2 separate regions of the Mus musculus genome follow, and region 1 is linked to region 2. The links are chromatin loops, found by intact Hi-C in ENCODE. Cell type or tissue: left cerebral cortex. All regions are shown on one strand. Each heading gives the region's core, and the rest is flanking DNA. Links, peaks and the distances in the headings are about the cores only. Region 1 overlaps Snrpe (small nuclear ribonucleoprotein E). Region 2 has its middle 36 kb from the start of Gm51648.

Region 1 (11,851 bases), core at 1,203-9,202, 420 kb after region 2:
TGCTACCACCTTTCACCTTTACATGGGTTCTATGGGCTCAGAACTCAGGTTGTCAGGTTTGTGTTTAACCTGATGAACCATCTTGCCACCTTGGTAGTAAGTTCCTACCTATCAATAAACTTGAATGTACATGGATTCAAGTCTCCGAAAATACAGGGTGTTTTAAAACAGGCTATATTAAAACAACAAACAAAAATCCAACTATGTGCTGTCTGGAAGAGAGTTGCAGACACACAGACTAAGAGTGAAAGAACAGAAGATATTCCACACAGATGGAAACCCAAAGAGCAGGAGCAGCCACAGTTACAAGTCAGTGAGATAAGGCAGGACTCTGGACATCCTCTTCTGGCTTTTATGCACATGGACATGTACACACATACTCTCTCTCTCTCTGCGTATGGGCACAGGCACGCTCACGTGCGCACCCCTCACCCCAAACTAAAACAGAAACAACACAGAAATTATGAGATACAGCAAAAGTAGTTCTAAAAGCAACAAAAACATTGACAGATGCCAACTAAATAAACATCACTCCTCAAAGAACTAAAACAAGAACTAAGGTCAAAGACAGGAAAACTAATAAAGATGATGAGAGCTGAAGTAAAAATTGAAATTAAGATCTGGGTTTTGGGCTGGTGAGATGGCCCAGTGGGTAAGAGCACCCGACTGCTCTTCCGAAGGTCCGAAGTTCAAATCCCAGCAACCACATGGTGGCTCACAACCACCCATAATGAGATCTGATGCCCTCTTCTGGTGTGTCTGAAGACAGCTACAGTGTACTTACATATAATAAATAAATAAATCTTAAAAAAAAAAAAAAGATCTGGGTTTTATTTGTGTTTATATGTGCGTGTGTTTATATGCATACACACATGCACGGCCATGGCACATGTGTGGAGGTCAGGTCTCCAGGCTTGTATGGTAAGCACTTTTACCCACTGCACTATCCTCTGTACTCAGGAGGTCCTTTTTTGAAGGCTGAACTCCTGTAATCCCAGCATTCTTAATACTACAGTGGAATGATCATGAGTTCAGGGCCAGCTTGTGCTACACATAGATACCCCATCACCAACCAGTTAGATAGCCTGTAAGAAATGCATATGTTCCTGCCAAGACTGAATCATGAAGAAATAGAAAAATCCAAAGCGGAGGGTGTAGTTCAGTAGTAGAGGTCACAGCAAGGAGGGAGAGGGAGAGGGAGAGACAGGGAAAACTGAGACAGACCAGGAGTGAATAAGGAAATTGAATCAGTAATAAAACCCTTAAAAGTCTGGAATACAGCTCAGTGCAGTAGAGTGCTTGATAATGTGTGTACAAGGTACTGGATTGAACCTAGTTACACACACACACATGCATGTATGTAAACAGGCTCCTAGCAAGGAAAAGTTCAAGACTGAATATTTTCACAGCCAAAATAACTAAGACAATTCTTCTTACTTTTCAAAAAAAAAAAAAATGAAATCAAAGTGGCGCCAACTCTTTTTCTATGGCTAGTATCACAGATACCAAATCCAAACAAGAGCAAGAGAGCAGCAGCACAAGATTTTTTCTTTTCTTTTTTTTTTCTTCCCAAGACAGTGTCTCACTGTGTATCCCTGCCCACTGGTCTGGAACCCTCTATGAGGCATTACGCTGGCCTTGAACTCACAGAGATCAACTGAGAGTCAACTGTTTATGTTAACTTCTAAGCATGAATAGACACAAGTTCTCCTACACCTTTAGAAGTTTCCGAAATCCCCAAGCATTTCTTCAGAAGAAGACTTGAATAGTGTGTGTCTATCATGCTAGAGAGGAGAACAGTAACAGCCTTGAATAGTGTGTGTCTATCATGCTAGAGGGGAGAACAGTAACAGACTTGAATAGTGTGTGTCTATCATGCTAGAGGGGAGAACAGTAACAGACTTGAATAGTGTGTGTCTATCATGCTACAGGGGGGAACAGTAACAGACTTGAATAGTGTGTGTCTATCATGCTAGAGGGGAGAACAGTAACAGACTTGAATAGTGTGTGTCTATCAATCATGCTAGAGGGGAGAACAGTAACAGACTTGAATAGTGTGTGTCTATCATGCTAGAGGGGAGAACAGTAACAGACTTGAATAGTGTGTGTCTATCATGCTAGAGAGGAGAACAGTAACAGACTTGAATAGTGTGTGTCTATCATGCTAGAGGGGAGAACAGTAACAGACTTGAATAGTGTGTGTCTATCATGCTAGAGAGGAGAACAGTAACAGACTTGAATAGTGTGTGTCTATCTATCATGCTAGAGGGGAGAACAGTAACAGACTTGAATAGTGTGTGTCTATCTATCATGCTAGAGGGGAGAACAGTAACAGACTTGAATAGTGTGTGTCTATCTATCATGCTAGAGGGGGGAACAGTAACAGACTTGAATAGTGTGTGTCTATCATGCTAGAGGGGAGAACAGTAACAGACTTGAATAGTGTGTGTCTATCATGCTAGAGAGGAGAACAGTAACAGACTTGAATAGTGTGTGTCTATCATGCTAGAGGGGAGAACAGTAACAGACTTGAATAGTGTGTGTCTATCATGCTAGAGGGGAACAGTAACAGACTTGAATAGTGTGTGTCTATCATGCTAGAGGGGAGAACAGTAACAGACTTGAATAGTGTGTGTCTATCATGCTAGAGGGGGAACAGTAACAGACTTGAATAGTGTGTGTCTATCATGCTAGAGGGGGGAACAGTAACAGACTTGAATAGTGTGTGTCTATCATGCTAGAGAGGAGAACAGTAACAGACTTGAATAGTGTGTGTCTATCATGCTAGAGAGGAGAACAGTAACAGACTTGAATAGTGTGTGTCTATCATGCTAGAGGGGGAACAGTAACAGACTTGAATAGTGTGTGTCTATCATGCTAGAGAGGAGAACAGTAACAGACTTGAATAGTGTGTGTCTATCAATCATGCTAGAGGGGAGAACAGTAACAGACTTGAATAGTGTGTGTCTATCATGCTAGAGAGGAGAACAGTAACAGACTTGAATAGTGTGTGTCTATCATGCTAGAGGGGGAACAGTAACAGACTTGAATAGTGTGTGTCTATCATGCTAGAGAGGAGAACAGTAACAGACTTGAATAGTGTGTGTCTATCATGCTAGAGAGGAGAACAGTAACAGACTTGAATAGTGTGTGTCTATCTATCATGCTAGAGGGGGAACAGTAACAGACTTGAATAGTGTGTGTCTATCATGCTAGAGGGGAGAACAGTAACAGACTTGAATAGTGTGTGTCTATCATGCTAGAGAGGAGAACAGTAACAGACTTGAATAGTGTGTGTCTATCTATCATGCTAGAGGGGGAACAGTAACAGACTTGAATAGTGTGTGTCTATCATGCTAGAGGGGAGAACAGTAACAGACTTGAATAGTGTGTGTCTATCAATCATGCTAGAGGGGGAACAGTAACAGACTTGAATAGTGTGTGTCAATCATGCTAGAGGGGAGAACAGTACAGTAACAGCCCAACTCAAATAAGCCCAGTCCTCTCCCTTACCTGACAAGCGTGGACCGACAAGAGTTGGCGCCCATGAATAGTAAGTCTAAGATTTTCAAACTTTTCCTTCCCTCTACCTGCCATGGACAGACCAGGCTCATATCAGTACTTAATTTTCTTTCAGGGCATGCCTCTCCAGCTCCCCCCAACCCCCTTTCAAGAATGTTACAAGAGTTAGTGGGTGGTTAGCAAGACCCTCTCTGAAACAAAGAGCCATTCCAGAAAAATAATTGCCCACATACCAAGGGCTGCCAACATGAGCTGCTTCCCAGTAGTTCAGTAGCCTTAATGAAGGGAGAGCAACGCCTCCCTGCAATACAAATTCTAGTTTGAAGAAAGGAGCTACAGATTGTGGAGAAGTCCAAGTTTAAAAGGCAAACACCACAGGCTCCACAGAGCAGGGAGCAGCAGGCAAAGATTTCTAAATACAGAGCTCAATTGTAAGAGCACCTATTTCTCACTAGATCATCGTTTGCTCTGTCAAAAATAGAACCTTCCACATCTTGATCCATTCAGAATAAGCCACAGCAGGCTCAGCTTTGCTTACACAGGGCAACCGGGTCAGAAAGGCCACACAGGGAAATGGAAAAAGCAGCCAGCAGGTTTTCTTAGGGATTATCCTGCTCCAGCTTTTATCCTCCTTCCCAGCTATTCTGGTGCCAAGAAAGCTGCAGGGAGGTCTTTAGCTCTGGTCTTTCATCAGCAGTCCCACCGCTCTAACTCCCTCTACTGCCCAGTATTTTCTTTACAGAGCTGGCTTAATGAATTTCAAACTCAGGCATGTTGAAAGTGCTAAAGTAGTCTACTGAAAATATAACCAAAGGGCACACATTTAGAAAGGAGATCGCTGTAGCTAAAGGCAGCTCCCAGGGGCTGACTTTTATGGTCATTACAACTCTCCTGCCTCAGACAGAGTGATTTTATTCACTTTAATGAATCTCAAAAAGAACTGGGACTTTAAAAAACTTTATTATAACTTATTTGGTGTATAATGTATGTGGGAACACAAGCTCGTCACATTCATGGAGGTCAGGGGACAATTGGACGCTGGCTCGTTCTTCCCCACAGTGTCAGGCTTGCTGGTGGGCGTCCAGGTGCTTTTACCTATGGAGTCATTTTTCCAGTACAGAAACTGAACTTCCTGGTGGACTTTCAGCCATCTTTACCTTTATCGTGATTTCAGATGGGCTCTGGGGCTGGGAGTGCTGCCCAGTGACAGAATGCTTACGTAGTATACACCAGGCCATGTGTTTGATCCCCAGCACCACAAAATATAAACATAGGATTGGCCTTCCTCATCTTGTAGTACCCACTAAGAACATAATACTAAAACTGTTAGCATGAGTGAGGTGGCACATGTTCATAGTCCCAGCTCTTAGAAAGCTGAGGCAGGAGGACTAGGCTTAAGGCTACCTGGGCCAAACAAGGGGAACCAACCTAAAATAAACGGAGAACCCCTGCTTGCTTGTGAATCTGTTTCAGTATTTGTTCAACTTTGCCTAGAAAACCTCTATTAATTGTCTATCACAATTATTACGCAAAGCTGGAGACTTCCAAGTGTGAGGGCTAGAATCTGCCCATGTGAGCTTTCAAGGGTGACAATCAGAATCAGGAGAAACAATACACTCTCCTAAAGGCAAAGAACTTACTTAAGAAGTAAGTGATGGTGGAAAAGAACCAATCCCCTTCAAGTTGTCCTCTGATGAAATGAGCATAATCCACACATGACACTGCACCAATATAGTGACAAAATAAACAAGGGCAAAAATACCTGCTGGAGGGAGGGGCAAACCGCACCCAAAGCACAGCCCCCTGACTGGGGAGGGGAGTAGTTGCTCTCCTGAGGCAAGGCAGGAGAAATGTGCAGTCCTTGCTTCAGGGCAAGCCCAAGACACCCAGAGGACAAGCCAAATTTCGGTGGAGCAATGATTTTGGCAGATGAGCTGCTGTGGACAGAGGGAGCAGCCAGGCACCATCTTGTCCTGATTTGACATAACTCAGGACAAGCCTGTAACCCCACACAGGGAGGTCAAAGACTCAGGAGGAAGCTGTCCCAAATACTTCCATCACCTTTGTGACCCCTTCAAGCCTACTTTTGCACACATGTGCTGTAGCATCCATATGACGTCAGAAGACAACTTACAGGAGCTGGTTCTCTTCCATGTGTCCTGGGGGTTGAACTCAGGGAATCTGGTTTGGTAGCAAACAACCTCATCTGCTGAGCCATCTTACCAGGCCCCTTACTCTCTACATTTTTATTTATTGCTTTACAATTTCTTGCTCTTCAGGTTTTTGTCTCATTTTGTTGGTATGATTTGTTTTTCTTCTTCCAGACAGGGTTTGTGTAGCCTTGGCTATCACTCAGAGAATGCCTACCTCTGCCTTCTAAGTGCTGGGATAAACAGCATGCGCCACCACCATTGAGCTTTGTATGTTTCCTTATTTCTTAGCTCCCCTCCCGCTTTTCCTTCCAGGATCCTCTCTATTTTGGCTACCTTAGCTCCTTCTTGCTCTTCTCCTCCCTCCCTATTACACCTGTTTCACTGCATCTCAAAGCATTGACTTGCTCTGCTTGTGTTTCTCCCTCTTCCCAGCCAGCTTCCTTTATTTCAGCCCTCCCTATTTCCACACTTCCCTAAATATTTTTAACTGCACAGTCAGCTCACCACTGTTTTATGATCTCTGGTAATGTAAGGAGCATGATTGGTTCAAGGGAAACTTAGCTCTTGTGCAGGTTGATGCTGCTGTAGTTTCAAGTGTTACCTTCCCACTGAGTCACAGGGAGGGAGGGCGAAGTCTTCCAGCATAGGCTGCTCAAGACTGGCGGTGGTGGTCCATGCCTTTAATTCCAGCACTCAAGAGGCAAAGGCAGGTGGATTTTCATGAGTTCGAGGCCAGCCTGGTCTACAGATTAAGTTACAGGACAACCAGTGCTACACAGAGGACCCCCCCCCCCAAAAAAAAAGACAAAACAAAAATATTTAAAAAAACAAAACAACAAAACCCCAACCCTTCCTTGACCCACATAAAACACAGTAAGCAATGAACTCAACTGAACAGAAGACCGTCCGGGTGGAGCCTGCAGACTGACAGGGTCAACCTAAGGCCATCCAGAGTCACTCAGAGAACAAGGCTCCAGCAGGCCTGAGGGGCTTTAGATTAGGCTACTTGGCCTGTGAGGGATTATGGTAGAAGGCCCTCCTTAAGGAAGGTGGCACCATCACCCGGAAAGTCCTGCCTCCCCACCTTGGAAAAGGAAACCAGCTGAGTGACAGCAACCACCTTTCTCTCTTCTGACTGCAGACGGCTGCTTCCAGCTCCTGCTGCCTTGACTTCCCTTCACAAAGGACTGCATTTCAAACTGAGTCGCTAAAGTAACACTTTCCTTCCTTAGGCTGCTTCGCCAGGTCATTTTGTCACCGTGAGGAACAGGCTCACAAAGTGCACCAATAAAGAACAAATAAATGGGCAGAGGCATAACATCCAATTATTGGCATTGTGATCAACAGAGCAATCCATGGTATGGATAAGGAGTGGAAATGCTAATGGTATGATTCTATTCATGGGATTCTCATAGAAAACCTTTCAGATCAGGAGAAAAAGACATTGCAACATAAGAGGTATTTGAAACCTCAAATTAGAAAATGCATGGACATCATAGTAGAGTCAGTCAGGCAGTGGTGGCATACATCTTTAATCCCAGCACTTGGGAGGCAAAGGCAGGTGGGTCTCTGTGTGTTCTTAGATAGCCTGGTCTACAGAGTGAGTTCCAGGACAGCTAGGGCTACACAAACTCTGCCATGAAAAAACAAACAAACAAACAAACAAACCCCTCAAACACACACACACACACCCCATAGTAGAGTCAAGATACTAAAAGCTAAAAGGCAAAGAAATGACATTGAAAGCTAAAGGGGAAATGTCAACTTAGTTGCAAAGGCAATTAATACTAGGTCTCTTGGGGCTAGGGAGATGGCTTGGTGGGTCAAGCCATCTGATGACCTGAATTAGATACCTGGAACCCAAATTATGGAAGGAGACAGATTCCCACAAGTTGTCCTCTGATCTCCACATACATGATTTGAAACACATACACATGAAACAAATGATAAGACTTGAAATCCTTGAACTTAGAGGAAATTATAAAAACTGTAAGATAAAAGCTTCCTGAAAAGGATTCCAATCGGCACAAGACATTTCCCAAGAGCTGGAAAATGAGTGATAGTCTAAGTGAGGGGGAAATCTTTGCCACAATGATCAATCCCACAGGGATGTATAGAGTATACGGAGAACTCCAGAAAGTGTCAACACCCAAAGCAGACCATCTAATGAACCGGGAAGGCAAACTGCAGTTTCAAAAATAGTCACAAGTATTGAACATCCTTAGCCAACAGAAATGCAAATTAAGTGATTTGAGGAGCCTGGCAGTGATGGTACATGCCTTTAATCACAGGAGGCAAAGGCAGATGGATCTCCTAGGTCAAGGCTGGTCTGGTCTACAGAGTGAGTTCCAGCACAGCCAGAACACAGATAAACTCCGTGAGGGAGAGGGGAGAGAGGGAAGGGGAAAGGGGAGACAGGGGAGGGGGGGGAAGGACTGATTTGAGGATCTAGGGATATGCTCAGAAATAAAATGCTTACGGCAGCATGAGAACATGAGTTTGATCCCAGGCAGTAGGGAAGTATGTCTGTAATCTTAGTGCTTCTGAGGTTGGACATGGAGACAAGTGATTCCCTGGAAGCTCATGGGCCAGTCAGCTTGTTACATTTAGCAGTGGACAACAACAAAAGACTCAGTCTCAAAGTGGAAGATGAGGACCTATAACTTCCATATGCATGCCATGCCATACATACACCTATAGTCTCTCACACAATCACAATCTAAACTGAGACTCCATCTCATTCATCCCAATCAAAACAGCTATCCTTGAGGGGGAAAAAAAAAAACAAAAAACCCTAACAAATCCCAGTGCGAGTGCTGGAAAGAGAAACTTACTGCTGCTGTTCAGGCCACAAGCCTGATAGTGATTACTAATGTCTGCATGAAGGTTTCTCAAAAGACAGAAATGTTACTGTGGACATGACCATAAAGAGAAAATTCCCATGAGGTTTTTCATATGCTACTTGACTAGCAGTTACCCTGTTGGGTACATGCGGGGGGTGGGGACACAGAAATGTCATATGGCTCGCACGGACTCAAAAGATTGGAGAGACTTGCACTTCCACGTTTACTGTGGCACTTTTCACAAGTTAGCCTAAATGTCCCTTAACACGAATGGAATAAAAGAGCATGGAATACACGCCAAATCCTGTTCATCTGTAAACATCAGATCATCACACTGACAAGGAAATTGGTAAGATGGGCAATCTCGATCCCAAGCAAACTACAGGAGACTCAGACAAGTTCCATCAAGGAAACCTAAAGGGAGGTGGGCCACTTAGGGGAAGGAAGGGATCCAGGCAGATGGGGTTAGGAGACAGAGGAAAGGGAGGGGGCTGATCAGACTACAGTATAATGACGTATGTATGGAAATGCCACAGTGAGTGTATTACTTTGAATACTAACTTAAGGGCTGTGTGTGAAAATCCCAAGGAAGGAGGTATTTATTAAGACTTGGGTATGTAGCTCAGCTGGTAGTGTTTGCCTAACATGCTCAGAAACCTGTGTTCACTCCTCAGAACTACACACAACCAGACATGATAATGTATGCTGGCAATCCTAATACTTGGGAGGTAGAGGCCGAAGATACGTACAGTGTTCAAGGTACATCCATCTAAATACTGAATTAAAGTCCAGACTGAACTACATGAGACCCTGTTCCAAAAACAAAATAAAACAAACTAGGAGCCCATCAGTCATATTGATACATGGCTACAGTCCCAGCAGACTGAGGCAAGATCATGAATCTGAGGTCAGTCTGGATTACCCAGCGAGTCAGCACCTAAAGAGAAAAAATATAAGAGCCAGTGGCTGGGTGGAAAACTGGCTAAAAGGAAGAGCTACCACTCAACCATGAAGATCCTTAAGAATCACAGCATCCATCAAGAGCAGCTGGTAACTCCAGCTCCAGGGGATCTGATGCCCTCTTCTGATTCTATGGACACTAGTAGATTGTTTCAGAGACATACATACATACACAGATACGTGCATACACAGAAACTAAGATGGCTTGCTGGGCAAAGGCAATTGGGTATTAGCAACAACCTGAGCTGGCCACCTAGATTCCATGGCTCAAGGAGAGAATCTACTCATCAAAGTTGTCTTCCGACCTACACAGATGGCCACGACACCCGTATACATAGTGTATGTGCATATACAGACAGACAGACAAACACCCACACACCAATTGGTTTCCACATGGAGAACTGATTCTTGAAAGCTGTTCCAACCTCAGTATTTCTGCTATGTCGTCAGCAAGCACATCCTCATCAGAGACCCAGAAGAAGAAAGCTAGATAGTGATGGCTCACAACGGCAGCACTCAGGAGGCAGAGGCAAGTGATGCTGTGAGTTCAAGGCCAACCTGGTCCAGAGAGTTCTAGGATGGCCAGAAACGTACAACGCTGTCTCAGAAAACAAACAAAAAAAACTAACAAAACAAACAACCCCCCAACAACAAAACAAAAACCCAGACAACAAAAAACAAGGTTTTTTGTTTTGTTTTTTTAAGGGGTGGAAGCACATGTTTATGCATGCCTGACATTGTCTGTCTTCCTCACATACTCCCATCTTACACTTTAGGGAAGTCTATCACTAAACCCACAGTTTGCAGATGGTGTTTCCAGGTTCCATTTCTACCTCCTAAGGACTGGTATTACAGGCAGACCACAAGGCACCCAACTGTCATTAGGTTCTGGGGTGCTAACTCCAGTCCTCATGCTTGAAAATGTTTACCCACTGAGACATTCCGCAGGCCAAACAAATTAGCATTATCATTTGGGAAGGAACCTAAATCTTTACAGATGAGAACAAGTAAGTCTTTTCAGTATGCTACTATTTTACCTAACGACTAATTTACCAGGTGTTTGTGGTCTTTCCCAAACTAAGATTCCCAAGAGCTTCCTATTAGTTTTTTACATTTATCTGACTTGTACTTTAAAGGTATCTCACTCTACCCTCCCTCCTAGTCCGCTCTTGAGCCACTCTTGCTATCTAGCCTGGACAGACCTTGTCCTTCACTCCACCCTCTTCAATCTCCTGCTGGGTTACAGGCACAGGACACCATACCTGCTTTCCACATTCTCATCTTAGTGATAAGATTCTCAATTCTTCAGTGTCTCAGTAATTGCTAAGCAAACAGAACTACAAGCATGTTTGCAACCTCCTGCACTTACAAGTGCTGGTGTCGCAGTACTCAGAAGTCAGCGGTGGGTTTTTGTTCTGTAACACTGGGGATCTAACAGGGCCTCACGTGTGACAGACAAGCACTTAGAACTGATGAGTACATCACTAGTAAAAAACAAAACTTGTTTATTTTCAATTACCCCCTCCCCCCCAGCCTTTTCCACCAACCTTAGCAGCTTACCTGTGCAGGCAGAATTCTTAATCTGCCTCAAGAACGTACAGATCCATGCTCCGAGAAAAGCAAATGTCAAGGGGGACTGGAAGCCCTCAGAAACCTTAAATACCGACCCTAGGTAAAAGCATTTTGCCACCAGAATGAAACAATGTAAAATTTTAACAAAAACTTCCTACAGCATTTATTGTCACCTAATAATAATGTGCAAGTAAAACAAGTTGAGTAAATGCAGGTTGCAGCAGACATCTTTAAACACGCTCAAGGGGTCTTCTCAACATCCTACAGACTTCACCATTCACTGCTAGTTGGAAACACTTTGGAGCAGAGTAATATTATCTCCTTTTAGCATGATCCGACCTGTAACAACAAAAAAAGTGTTACAAAAGCTGTGACTAATCAGAGAGAGACATTTACTTATCTTTCAGCCTCAGAGTTTGGCTCTGAATAGTACTGAGGCACTTCTCTCTCTCATAACGCTATGTGAACATTTTCAATCGTCCATATTGAAGGCTTCCACCAGGTCTACTGGGCTTTCAGTAACAGAACGAAACAGCGCTGTTTTAATGAAACATAGTTCCTATAGTCTAGGTCAAGTGAAAAGGCCCAATACAGCATCTCCCAATACTAAGTTCATGAGGGTTTAGAAATGAGTGTTTGTCAAGTATACATTTCAATTCCATCTGCAGTAGCCTGAGTTCTTGCTGCGTGAGACAGTGCACACCTGCAGTCCCAGTACTGGAAGGCTAAGGTAAGATCGGACAGCCTGGGTTATAGAGGTAGAGCACCTCAAAAGCAAATAAAAACAGAGTCATTTCTTAG
Region 2 (11,851 bases), core at 2,620-10,619:
TAAGTGGCAGCTGCTGAGAGGTTTATTCCTTAGGGTTAGGGCTAGGGCTAGGGTTAGGGTTAGGTTTAGGGTTAAGGCTAAGGTTACGGTCAGGGCTAGGGTTAGGGCTAGGGTTAGGGCTAAGGTTAGGGTTAGGGCTAGGATTAGGGTTAGGGTTAGGATCAGGGCTAGGGTTAGGGCTAGGGCTAGGGCTAGGTTTAGGGTTAAGGCTAAGGCTATGGTCAGGGTCAGGGCTAGGGTTAGGGCTAAGGTTAGGGTTAGGGTTAGGGCTAGGGTTAGGGCTAAGGCTACGGTCAGGGTCAGGGCTAGGGTTAGGGCTAAGGTTAGGGTTAGGGTTAGGGCTAGGATTAGGGTTAGGGTTAGGGTCAGGGCTAGGGTTAGGACTAGGGCTAGGGCTAGGGTTAGGGTTTGGGTCCTTGGGGTCAGGAGCTAAGCTTGGCTGGCTTGTTCTACTGAAATAGTAGCTACGACGGACTAATAGGCTCTTCAGAAATACACTCGGATAAAATGATGGTTCAAAACGTCCAGTCAGTGTCCCAAACTCAGGCTCTGCTGTCTGCAGTTTGTAACCCAAAGTAGCTGGCAAGGTGATGGCACACTCAGACCAACAGGTGTTTTCTTGACCAAAAGAGAAGCAGTGAGAGCTAAGAGAATTCCCTCTCATTTTTCAGTATGTTAGCCCGGGGGCTTCTACTCCCTGTAGGAGGAATTGATCACCAGCCCCGGTGGATGTAGATTTTCTCAAAGTTCTCTCTTGTGGGCTGGGGGCTCTCTGTGCTGGGAAAGTGGGACTTGGCTAGAGTGTATTTTGGTGGAGTGAGCAGGCATGCTGGCTAGTTTTATGCCAACTTGACACAAGCTAAAGTCACCTTAGAGGCAGAAGCCTCCATTGTGAAAGTGTCTGCATAAGACTGGGCTGTAGGCAAAGCCTATAGGGCATTTTTTTAAATTAGTGGTTGATGTCAGAGGGTCCAGCCCATTGTGGGTGGTGTCATTCCTGGACCTGTGGTCCAGGATTCTATAAGAAAGCAGGCTGAGCAAGCTATGATGAGCAAGCCCGTGGCCTCTGCATCAGCTCCTGCCTCCAGGTTCCTGCCCTGTTTGAGTTCCTGTCCTGACTTCCTTTGGTGATGGCCAGTGATTTGGAAGTGTAAGTTGAATAAACCCTTTCCTGATCATGCTGTTTTGTTACAGCAATAGAAACCCTTAGACATCAGGCAAGTCAGGACCTAACCAGGCTCTCTGGTATGAGGGTAATGTCCATAGAGCTTCCTGGCCAAGGTTAGTTTCCTCAGTGATTCAGTCCTTGTCACTCTGAGACTCTGCCAGTGACCCCTTGGACACTTTTTAAAAAAAAGTTGCTAATGAAATTCACAAGCTGGTCTTGTGGTAGAGCAGCAACCTGGAGGTCCTAACACGTTACCTCCTGGGATTCAGAGACTTGTATCCCATCTAAACCTTGAGTGCTGAGGGCTTGGATGAATCACCCGCTCTTGGAACCAGCCTTGACCTCTGTGATGAGGGGTTCAGAGGACGCTGAGGCTCCATAGAGGATGAGCATTTGTGGTTCCCTGATGTGTCTCGGGGTCTGCCTCTGGCCCAGATGCTCAGGAGAGGTTTGTGGGCTGAGTGAGGACGGGCACCAAGCAGTGATTCTTTTTGTTGCCTTCATCTTTCTCCTTACTTGATGAAGATGTGGATGTTGGAATTAATGGGGGGAAAGGCGGCTGCTCGGACTGTGGCTTCCCCTGGAGTTTTTCTGTCCTTCCAGACCCCGGGCTGCTGGGTAGAGGCAAGACAAGAATCTGCATCCTGGACTCTTCAGCTTGTGATTTCGCTTCCTTGCAGGTTTGCCTAAGGGTTGGGAGATGGATTCTACCCCGGAAGGAGCTGCATACTTCATCAAGTGAGTAGATGGTTCTCTTCTTAACCTCACCTTTGGCCTGGCTTTTGTCCCAGTCACAGATTCCTCCTAGGGAGGGGAGGTGGTTAAAGGATCTGGCATATCACACAAGCTGTAGCCACGGGGTCTGTGGATGGCCTAGAGGCACTGAGGAGCACCAGGTAGACAGAAGCATGTGTCTGGTGGCCTAAGGGTCACTAGGGTGAGTCAATGAAAGGTATCTGGGGTAGGGTCCATGGACTGCTGGGCTGAGCTGAACCAGCAGAAGGACTGGCTCATGCCTGTATGGGATACTGTCACTGAAGTACCAGAAAAGGGTTGAAAGAGTCAGGTACTGAGATGTGAAGCGGGGTACAGAATGTTGGGGGGGGCGACTTCTTGGGAGCAAACAGGATGGCGGTGGTAAGGCCAGGCCCAGCTACTCTTGTTCATCTGGATGGGGGCCTCTGTAGCCCTTGGGATGTGGGGTGCTTTCTTTCCTCTACGTGATTGGCCAGGTCATATGGGCTTTGAGTCTTGACTCTGGGGTGGGTGAGGTAGGCCCTGGGAAGCTTCCTGGTTGGAAGCAGGTAGGCAGAGGATGCGACTCTTCCAGCATTGGAGGCCCACAGCTACATACTTGGGCTCATTTCCTTCTGTTGGAACTCACTGTCTTTCTGTCTGTCTCTCCATTGTCCTGAAAGTTCAGTTCTAGCTCCCTGCCAAAAGTGAAGCTCTGTGCCCAAGCCTGAGCCACCCCTGTATTCTGCAGCCTCCCAAGAGTCCTGATGCCCACTGCCCTGGTGCTGAGGTACTGACTCTGCCAGAGTTTCTAGGGAGGAAGGCGCCAGTCTTAGTACTTTTTTGTTTGAAATCCTCACCTCTATCGGGGCCTGGCGGTGCTGGTCTGTAATCCTAGGTACTCAGGAGACAGGAAGCAGGATCCCAAGTTAAAGGCCCACCCAGGCTATATAGGAAGTTCTAGGCCAGCCTGGGTAACTTAGGGAGACCTAAGTGAAGACAGGCTGGAGATAGAACTCAGTAGTAATCACTTGTTTAACATTTATGAGGTTCAGTACTATAATAATAGTAATAACAATAATAATACATTGCAATAGTTTTAACATGTCCATCTCTTAGGATAATCCCTGCATCAGAACACCTATACTTTAATTTATGTGTATGGGTGTTTTGCTTGCATGTCTGTGTATTACACGTGTGCAGTGCCACCAGAGGTCACATCTCCCCAAGAGAGGATGAATCCCCCAGTACTGGAGTTACAGGTGGTTGCAAGCAACCATGTGGGTGCTGGGAATCGAACCTGGGTCCTGCTCCTAACTGCTAAGCTACCCCTCCAACCCCCCCACACCCCTTTCTTGAGACAGGATCTCATTATTTAGCTCTGACTGGTCTGAAACTTGCTACTTAGACCTCATAGGGTTTCACCTGCCTCTGCCTTCCAAATATGGGGAGTAAAAGCATGCCCCACCCTGCCCTGCGGTGTTAGCCATATTTTTACAGTTAAAAAAAAAAGCCCTTTTGCACATGACCTATTTGGAAACCGCTCTGTCGTCACACGGCTCCACAGCTGACTCTCTGCAAGGGCACGCCCAGCCCTTGCTTGACATAAACACTCTGCACATTTCTCAGTCTTCAGGACATCATCTTGATAGTTTTTGGTAAGCATTCCCTTGCTGGGCTTGTTTACTGAACACTCTCCTGGTGTTTTATCTCGCCCATCCTTCACATTTACCACCCAGGGGCTGGAGAGGTGGCTCAGCAGTCAAGAGAGCCTACGTTGCCCTTCCGGAGAACAGGACTAAATCCTAGCACCCACTGCAGGCAGCTCACAACTGCCTGTAACTCCAGCTCCAGGGGGCCCCTGTGGGCACCTGCACTCGTGTGCACATACCCACACACAGACACATAATTTTAAAACGTACTATTTAAGATGGGGTGACGCGCCCACCTCTGTGACCTTCTCAGGACTGCTCTATGCTGAAGTTCACCTCTCTTTGCCTCTTTCACCTCAGACCCAGCAGGGCTTTTGCATGTACTGTCCCCTGTGCCCTGGGCACCTTCTCTTCCTCCTATATCCAGGTTTCTGGCTCCTACTTGTCGATTGGTTCTTCTGTGGTACTGGGGCCAAAACCCATGCTAGGCACAGCACCGCCAAGCCCAAGCCAGCGTGTTTACTTCTTGGTAGTACTCTGTTGCTGGGTAATCTTCGAGCACAGCCTCTGCTCACATTGTTTTCCGTTATCCTAGAATCTTTCCGATACATTATAGGAACCCGGCATTTACTGAAATAGGTGGGTGGGTGAGAAAAAAATGGAATATAAATAGGGACACAACTAATTACTGATTCAGCTACCAGTCTGTAACTCTCAGCAGAGTGTGAGCCCACATGAATTGTTTTCTCTGCATCCTTCTTAGAAGCAGAACGCCACAGCAGGGAGCCTCACGTTCCCTCCCCTGCCCCCGACCCCGTGGGTCCTTCACTCCTCCTGTCTCATTGGCTGCTCCCAGCCGTATCCGAGTTCATCCCTACCTAGACCTTTCTGGTGGTCTTCTTGCAAGAGTGTTTCCCCCTTCCCCCAAGAATATAAGATGTTCATGTCATTCTTTGCTAAAACTAAAACCCTTCCACATTTCCATCATTTACAGCTTAAGGCCTGAATTATGCTCCCCAGCATGTGCAGGTTTCCTGCCCAGGCTCAGTTCTGTCTTTCTCAGCCCTGTGGAGTCTGTGGTCCCAGTCTGCTCCTCGCTCTTCCCCTGCCATACCAAGGCTCTGGGGCTCCCCCCTCATCCACCTCCTTTCCACTTGTGGAAGCCCTGTGCGTGTGGGAACCAGTCTCCAAGGGTGTAGACTTCTCAAGTGGAACAGGCTTCCAGCTGATGGGGATCGGCTTTTCTAGGACCATCTCCAGACCATGGTTGAGGACCCCTCAAGGGGCAGGGGTAACCCAGGGATGCTCATGAAGTCTGGAGAGGGAGAGGGAGAGAGAGAGAGAATATTGTCTTATTGTGTATAATAATAAAAATATCCACAGCTTGTGAAAGCAGGAGCCACTCTCAGAGCTCAGGACTTGACTGAATTGCCTCATTTAATCCCTTGGTAAGCGAGGCTCTCTCATCTCCGTTTTAGCAACAGGAAAGCTGAAGTGGTTTCACCGCTGTGTTCTTATCAAGATGGCACTCAGCATTCTTGGTGCCTGGGGCTTCATACCCCTCACCAATGAGCATGTCAATGAACGAATGGATCCCGAATGCCTTATTTTCCATGAGCAATCCCTTCTCACCAAGGCGTCTGACATTTGGTTGGGATGTAAAGGGACTGATGACTCCATACATGGATTCCCAAGAAGTGATTTTTAAAAAATCAGATGTTGGGATAATTTGGGGTGATGTTTCTTCTAGCACATTTCACATTTGCTGGGCTGGGTATTTAACAAGGACAATAACTGTATCTCATTAAGCCGGATCCTTAATGGCATCCGAGGGTCGGGTCTTATGGGACCTGCTACTGTTGTACTACTCCAGTGTGTTGAGGTTTTAAAAGTGTCACTGCAAACCGGGCATGGTGGTGCACGAACGCCTTTAATCCCAGCACTTGGGAGGCAGAGGAAGGCGGATTTCTGAGTTCAAGGCCAGCCTGGTCTACAAAGTGAGTTCTAGGACAGCCAAGGCTACACAGAGAAACCTTGTCTCGGAAAAAAAAAAAAAGTGTCACCTCCAAGGAGGGGATTTGAGAGGAGAATAAACAAATAGGGAGTGGAAGGTGGTGTAGCTCACTGTGGCCTGTGTGCATTTACTGCACTGATCCACAGGAGGGCAGCAGAGCACACATGGTCCGCAGACCATGCCTTCCAAGGGATTTGAGTGATGACCCACTGTCTCACTTGCAAGGAACTGAGCGCCATCTTGACCCTCCTTTACTGCAGTTCTGTCACTGTGGGTCTGGAGGCTTTCTGAGACTTATGAGCCAGCTATGTAAAAGCAATTCCTAGCCAATAAGAGATCTGGCCCTGGTCTTTTGCTTCCTGCACAGGCAGTCTGTTGTAGAACCGGTCCCTTCTGTCTTTAAGAGTGCCTCTCCCTGTAGAGGTGTCTAGGCAGGAGACATGGCAGAGAGGTGGACGACAGAACCACACCTTGATAACACTTGTTGCTCCTCCACCCAGGGACCACACCCAGCTCTGGCGTGCCTTCCTGTTCTGGTCTGAACAGTTCCTGCAGGAAGTGCCAGATGGGCAGTTGGTTGGACACCTACTTGAACCCCTAGTACATCCAGGAGCTGCTCAGGCCATTCCAGGGGTTGCTGGAAGGCAGAGATACCGAAGGCAGGGCTCCACCCACAGATACTCAAGAGCCGGATGATGAAGCTCTGGTACTTCCACAGAGGCTGTGCAGGTCACCAAGAGTCCAGACAGACCCTCAACCTGTGGGTCACCTGGGGAGGCGAGAGAAAGGCACAGGACAGAAGTTCTGGTATAGGAATCCTACCAGCTCTGTCTCAAGCAAGGCAGATGTCACTCTGGACAGGAGAGAAGGCAAGGGGGTGATCTGCACTGCCAACAAACTTCATTTACAGAGGAGGAAAACTGAGGCTCAGCGGTCAAGTGCCCAGTTCAAAGCTGCTGCATTAGTCAGGGGTGGAGCTGAGTCTGGAACCTGAGTCTTGACAACTTCACTATCGGGCCTCCTCCCTGATTCCCAGTTAGTGGGTTCTGGGTGAAGGAGCGTGGGCATGGTCTCCAGGGAAAAGTGGGCCCGGAGGGGAAGTTAGTCCACCAGTTTAGTGACCCCCAGGGCCAGTGGGGAGTGTGGCGTAGTGATGATCTTTGAAGGTGTGAGTGAGTGAGATGAGACTGTATTGGGAATGGGAAGGCAAGACCCCAGAGGTGCTCTCTCTGGGGCTCCTTCTTCCTTAAGCTTCCTCCTCAGCCTTTCTCAGGAGCAGTTTGCTTCTCGGCTGGGCTAACAGAGGAGAGATTTAGACTTGGCAAGGCATGTTTGCTTTCTCAGCTCTGCCGCCTCCACCCTGCCAGCCCCATAAGGCCTCATACATCTTCCATTTTGCTCCCTGGCAGGAAGGCACTGTGCCCAGCCCAGTCATCCTTTGGCTTCTCACCCTCCTCCCCCCGGAGCCCCTGTGTCCTCCAGAAGCAGCCACCCTTCTGGCTTGGGCTTCTGGGTGAGCCAGAGCCTTGTCTGCAGCTCTCGCTCTGTCTGCCAAAGAGGAAACCCGCCCAGCGGGCCTGTCTGTTGGCTGCCCTCTCCAGCTGCCTAAGATTGCATGGCATTTGAGCTGGGGGTCCTTGTCCCCTTCTCTTCCCCTCTTGCGTACTGGGATCTCTCTCAACCCCACTTTGCTCCATTAACTTCTCAAGGCCAGGGACTCCCCAAGAGTCCCTCATTTCTGGCTGCCTGGAAGCCGACTCGGCCCCACCTGTACCAGACATCCTTGCCAAGTCCTGGAGAGCTGGGTAGGTGAACTGGGCCTGGCACGGGGCCCTTACTCACAACTTCCCTGCCCCTTTAGCCGAGAGGCTTTCCCACAGAGTCATTGAGGACCAGCCTGGCAGCTCATCTAGCTGAGGGAAAGAGAGGGGAAACCCTACCAAGAGAGCAGATAGGCTGCCATGTGCCCCCCTACCCTGAGGAGGCATGAGAAGGATTGTCCCTTAGGTACCTCCCCAGGCTCCTGGCTTGACTCCATCAAGTCTCTCCCATATCTCCAGTCTCCTAATCTATCTCTTCCTGGGTGCAGGAAGGGACGAGTTCTCTTGTGCCTTCTAAAGCAGATCCTTTTTTAAAGAAAGTGCTCCAGGTGACAAAAGACGATGTTCACCCAGGGATGTTCACACAGGGATTCTCATGCTCACATAGGGATGCTCACACAGGGATGTTCATGTTCACACAGAGATGCTCACACAGAGATGATGTTCACACAGGGATGCTCACACAGGGATTCTCATGCTCACATAGGGATGCTCACACAGGGATGTTCATGTTCACACAGAGATGCTCACACAGAGATGATGTTCACACAGGGATCCTCACACAGGGATCCTCACACAGGGATGGTCATGCTCACACAGAGATGCTCATGCTCACACAGGGATGCTCACACAGGGATGCTCACACAGAGATGATGTTCACCCAGGGATGTTCACACAGGGATCCTCACACAGGGATGCTCATGCTCACACAGGGATGCTCACACACCGTGGTTAGACTCAGAGTAGGAACAGGTTGCTTTCTTGCTTTGTTCATTTTTCTTTTGTGACAAGGCCTCATGTAGCCCAGACTGGCCTTGAACTCGTTGAGTAGCCAAGAATAGTTTTAAGCTTCTGATCTTACCTATACTGTATTTTATGGGGTGCTGGTTTGCAGACTCCCAGGGCTTCATTTCATGTACCCTGACGAGCACTCAACTGAGCAGACATCTTCAGCCCAGGCTGCTTTTTGTTTTTATTTTTTAAATCAAGACAGTCCACTTACAAATAACAATAGACTTATCAAGTGGGTGGAACCTTATAGGTATTCATCAATTCCTGCTTTTTGGAATGTTTCTATGTTCAGAAGTGGCCTCAAGCCAGGCAGTGGTGGCACATGCCTTTAATCCCAGCACTTGGGAGGCAGAGGCAGGTGGATTTCCGAGTTCGAGGCCAGCCTGGTCTACCGAGTGAGTTCCAGGACAGCCAGGAATGGGATACACAAAGAAACTCTGTCTCAAAAAACTCAAAAAAAAAAAAAAAAGTGACCTCAATGATATGGTCTCCAGCTTTGGGTCCAAGGTGTGGCAGAGACAAAACCCCTGGGAGTTAAGGGCAAATCCGTCCCACTCCTTTCTGATCCTGGTCCTAAAACCAAGGTTTCCCCTGCACTTATCCACTGTCATGGAGAATCTCCTTTCCCAGAGAGATGTGAAAAGAAACAGAGGCACAGTAGAGGGGAGAGATGTTTAAAGCTCCCTGCCCCTGCCCATCAATACTGAAGAGCACAGATTGAAGGCTTGGTCACTGGAGACTAGTCTGGGATGAAGACTATGAGATCCTATTTTGTTTTTGGTTATTTGTTTTTGTTTTAAATGGGTCCCAGAGCTCTCCTAATATTTTTCCTTTAAATTCATTGTGTTGAGGGATATGGAAGTATTAGGATCCTAGCAAAACCCTCTATGAAATGGTTTCTCTGTTTGGGGACAGTCACAGAACTGAAAAGCCACCACTGGGTGCACGAGGCCCCACCACAGTGCCAAACCCAGGGGCAACAGCATCCTGCAGTCTCCTGTGGTAGGACTCTTAAAAAACGCTGCTTACCCATACGCAGCAGGCCCAGATGCCCTCTGGGGGGCAGCCTTGTCCTGTCTGTGGGAGGCCGGGGAGGCTGTGCCCACCAACCCCTTCTCTGCGGGGAGGGTTACAAGGGTGGTTAGCAGCTCGTCACTGGTGTGGATGGAGTTAAACCTTTCAGGGGACTATTTACTCCTGATCCTAAGTGACAGCTTGGGGAGGGAGGGTCACGTGGTCCTGAAATCCCCACGGGAGCCGATGGAGCATGCCCAGCTGCTTCTGCCTGGGAAAGGTGCTGGATCCTGCAGTAACCACAACAGCATCCTCTCCCCGGAGCCAGGGACCTGCCAGCGAGAAGATGACTGATTAGATCAGATTAGATCCAGAGCGGCACTCTTCCGAAGGGGTCCCCAGGGGTGGGGGAGGAGGACCCCAGCTGGCCCGAGCTGGGGGAGGGGTGCCTCCGAAATCGCGCTTAGCGCTCTCAGCGCGGGATCACACCTCCGAGGCCCAGCCGGTGAGTCGTTTAGGTGCATCAGACCTAAGAGGTGGGAGAAAGAAGGCTAGGCTGGGGGGCAGAGCTGGCAGCCGGTGTTGGCCGCACAGGCCAGGGTTGCGTGCACTGCAGTGAACTGCCTTCTTCATCTTCAGCCTTGGCAGCGGTACATAGGGATCATGGATGCTGAGAATGCTAATTATAGCCTTTCTGTGACCTCACCCCTCCAGAATCCCTAGGATGGGCCGGCACCCTCTGAATTGATTACATTTGAATTGCGTCCCCGGGTGAGGGTAGCTTTGGGGCTGCCAACCTCCAAGGTGCAGCCCCGCCCTATCTCTAATTTTGTAGGGAAGAGAGATGGAAGGGTCCAGGGGTCAGGTTCAGGTCGGTGGAGGCTCTCCTTCCTCAGTGCAAGGGGTCAGAGGCTCTTGGTTTCTTAGGGGGTGTCTGCGGTTCAGTGGGTAGCTGCTTAAGGATTTGTGGGCAGGGGGATGATGGAACATGCCGTATTGGTGATGGAAAAGCAAACTGCCGCTGTTTAGAGCCCTAGGACTGGGCTATTGTGTGAGAAGTCTAGGGTTGAAGTGGTCGGAGATACGCAAGGGAGGGGGAGGGGGGAGGAAAGGGGGGTAGGAGGAGGAGGAGGAGGAGGGGGAGGAGGAGGAGGAGGGAAAAGCTGCTACTGGGAGATGCCCTTTGGGACTGCAAGCCAGTCTGGCTGGAGAGTGAGAGGTGGGAGATCTTGGATGCAGAGAGGCGGGCTCGAGCGTGGTGGGGGAGAAGGATGTGTCCCCCAGTAAGTTTCGCAAGAGGTGTGTAGCCTTCAGGACCGGGTAGCTCATCCCAAGTCCCTCAAGACCTCTCGCTCTCCATCTGGCATCTCCAGTGGCGCACTCAGCCGCCAGGGCTCCAGCATGCGTGGGCGGAGCCCTAGCTGGCACGCCTCTGCCAGAGCCCCTGTCCAGATGGCTGCGGGGCACTGCAGGTGCTGTCCCGGTCCTCCCACCCGGAGCCTCTGAACCCTGTGGAAGTGGGGAGGACTCTACGGGTGCAACTGTCCGGCAACCACCTCTGGGCAGCTGCGGTTTAGCCCGGGCAAAAGTCGAGCCCATCCTGCTAGCGGAGAGGAGTGCGCCCGTGTCTCAGCACCTGGGTCCGCGGCCGTGGATGGGAATAGGGGTGGGGGTGGAGCAGCAGTGCTTCCAGAGCGGTGGCAAGAGCGGCTTGGGCACCTGCACAGTTGCCTGGCTTTCCTTGCAGAAAGGAGCGGGGGTTCTGTGTCTCCGCACAACCATTCAGAGTGCTGGGCTGCAGATAATGAATTATTAAAAGCCTTTGGTTTCCCCTTTGGTGGCGAGGTGATAAACGTGTTAGCGCTGTATGTAATTAATCCTGGTGGCGTGCTGCGAGGGCTAGAGACAAAGGGGCCGCCCTCCCCTCAATTCGGCTGCTTTTTCTTTTTCACAGGAAGGCTATGGTGCAGGACACATTACATAGATAATTACATTTAGTGTGTCTGCCTGGATGATTGAGTTGGATTCTTCCTGCTCAGTGCAAATGAAGTAATTACTGAGGAAATCCAGGAGCCAGGCGCCTGCCCTGGCTGAGCTGCCGTCATTACCCCCCCCCCCCATCTTGGCCCAGTGGCGCCCAGGGGTGGGCTCAGCTGAGGCCCCTAGGATTGACTGCGACAGCACCCCAGACAAGGGTGAGGTGTCACGTAGTAGGCTGTGGATGACGCTCCTGTTTTCTCACTGCCTGCTCAGCAGCCCATCTGATGGACGCTGGACATTTACTTGGCCCCTGGGGCAGGTAAAGGCAGGAGGAAGGTGGCTGGGCTAGAGAGAGCTTGGTTTGCTGGAAAAGGCCCAAGCAGGAGGTTGACATAGCTGGAGCTGGCATGAGCCTTTCTCATTAAATACTCTCAGAACCAAACTTCTTTTGGGAGCCAGTGGGGAGTAGGGAAGCTGTGCATGTGCCCCCCAGGATCTTCCACGGCAGGTAGACTCTGGAACTGTGCACCACTATCTCTTAAAGTCTTTCAGAACCTATGTCTACCCGACTCTTTTCCCTCTGAGGCCTAGGACTGCCTTCCTTTGGGAAATCCTGTGGACCCAGACTCCTTACCTCATAACAGCTCCCTGCAGTGGCGGGAACATTCTCCTGTTT

The links. Peaks named below come from ENCODE experiments on the same cell type or tissue, not always from the same donor. Only the 100,000 strongest peaks of a DNase experiment are listed, where the experiment ranks them.
Region 1: it touches region 2 in a loop (2.4-fold over the local background); 8 of 42 quality-filtered maps call a loop at or near these places.

The regions. Positions count from the first base shown.
Region 1 is chr1:133,592,688-133,604,538 of GRCm38, forward strand. Snrpe (small nuclear ribonucleoprotein E) reads right to left here. Exons shown (of 5, transcript NM_009227.3): 5 at 11,184-11,389. The coding sequence ends at 11,334. It also overlaps the pseudogene Gm23939. Among named protein-coding and RNA genes, the nearest start is that of Snrpe, 12 kb to the right of the region's middle. In left cerebral cortex, for the core only: a CTCF peak has its summit at 4,234 (motif pointing left); DNase peaks (open chromatin) are centred at 3,874 and 4,138.
Region 2 is chr1:133,171,901-133,183,751 of GRCm38, forward strand. It overlaps a transcript of Plekha6 not described here. Among named protein-coding and RNA genes, the nearest start is that of Gm51648, 36 kb to the right of the region's middle. RefSeq lists an enhancer at 8,768-11,851. In left cerebral cortex, for the core only: CTCF peaks have their summits at 5,709 (motif pointing right), 9,252 and 10,590; DNase peaks (open chromatin) are centred at 4,206, 5,740, 6,244, 6,978 and 2 more places; H3K4me3 peaks cover 1,485 bases; H3K27ac peaks cover 2,812 bases.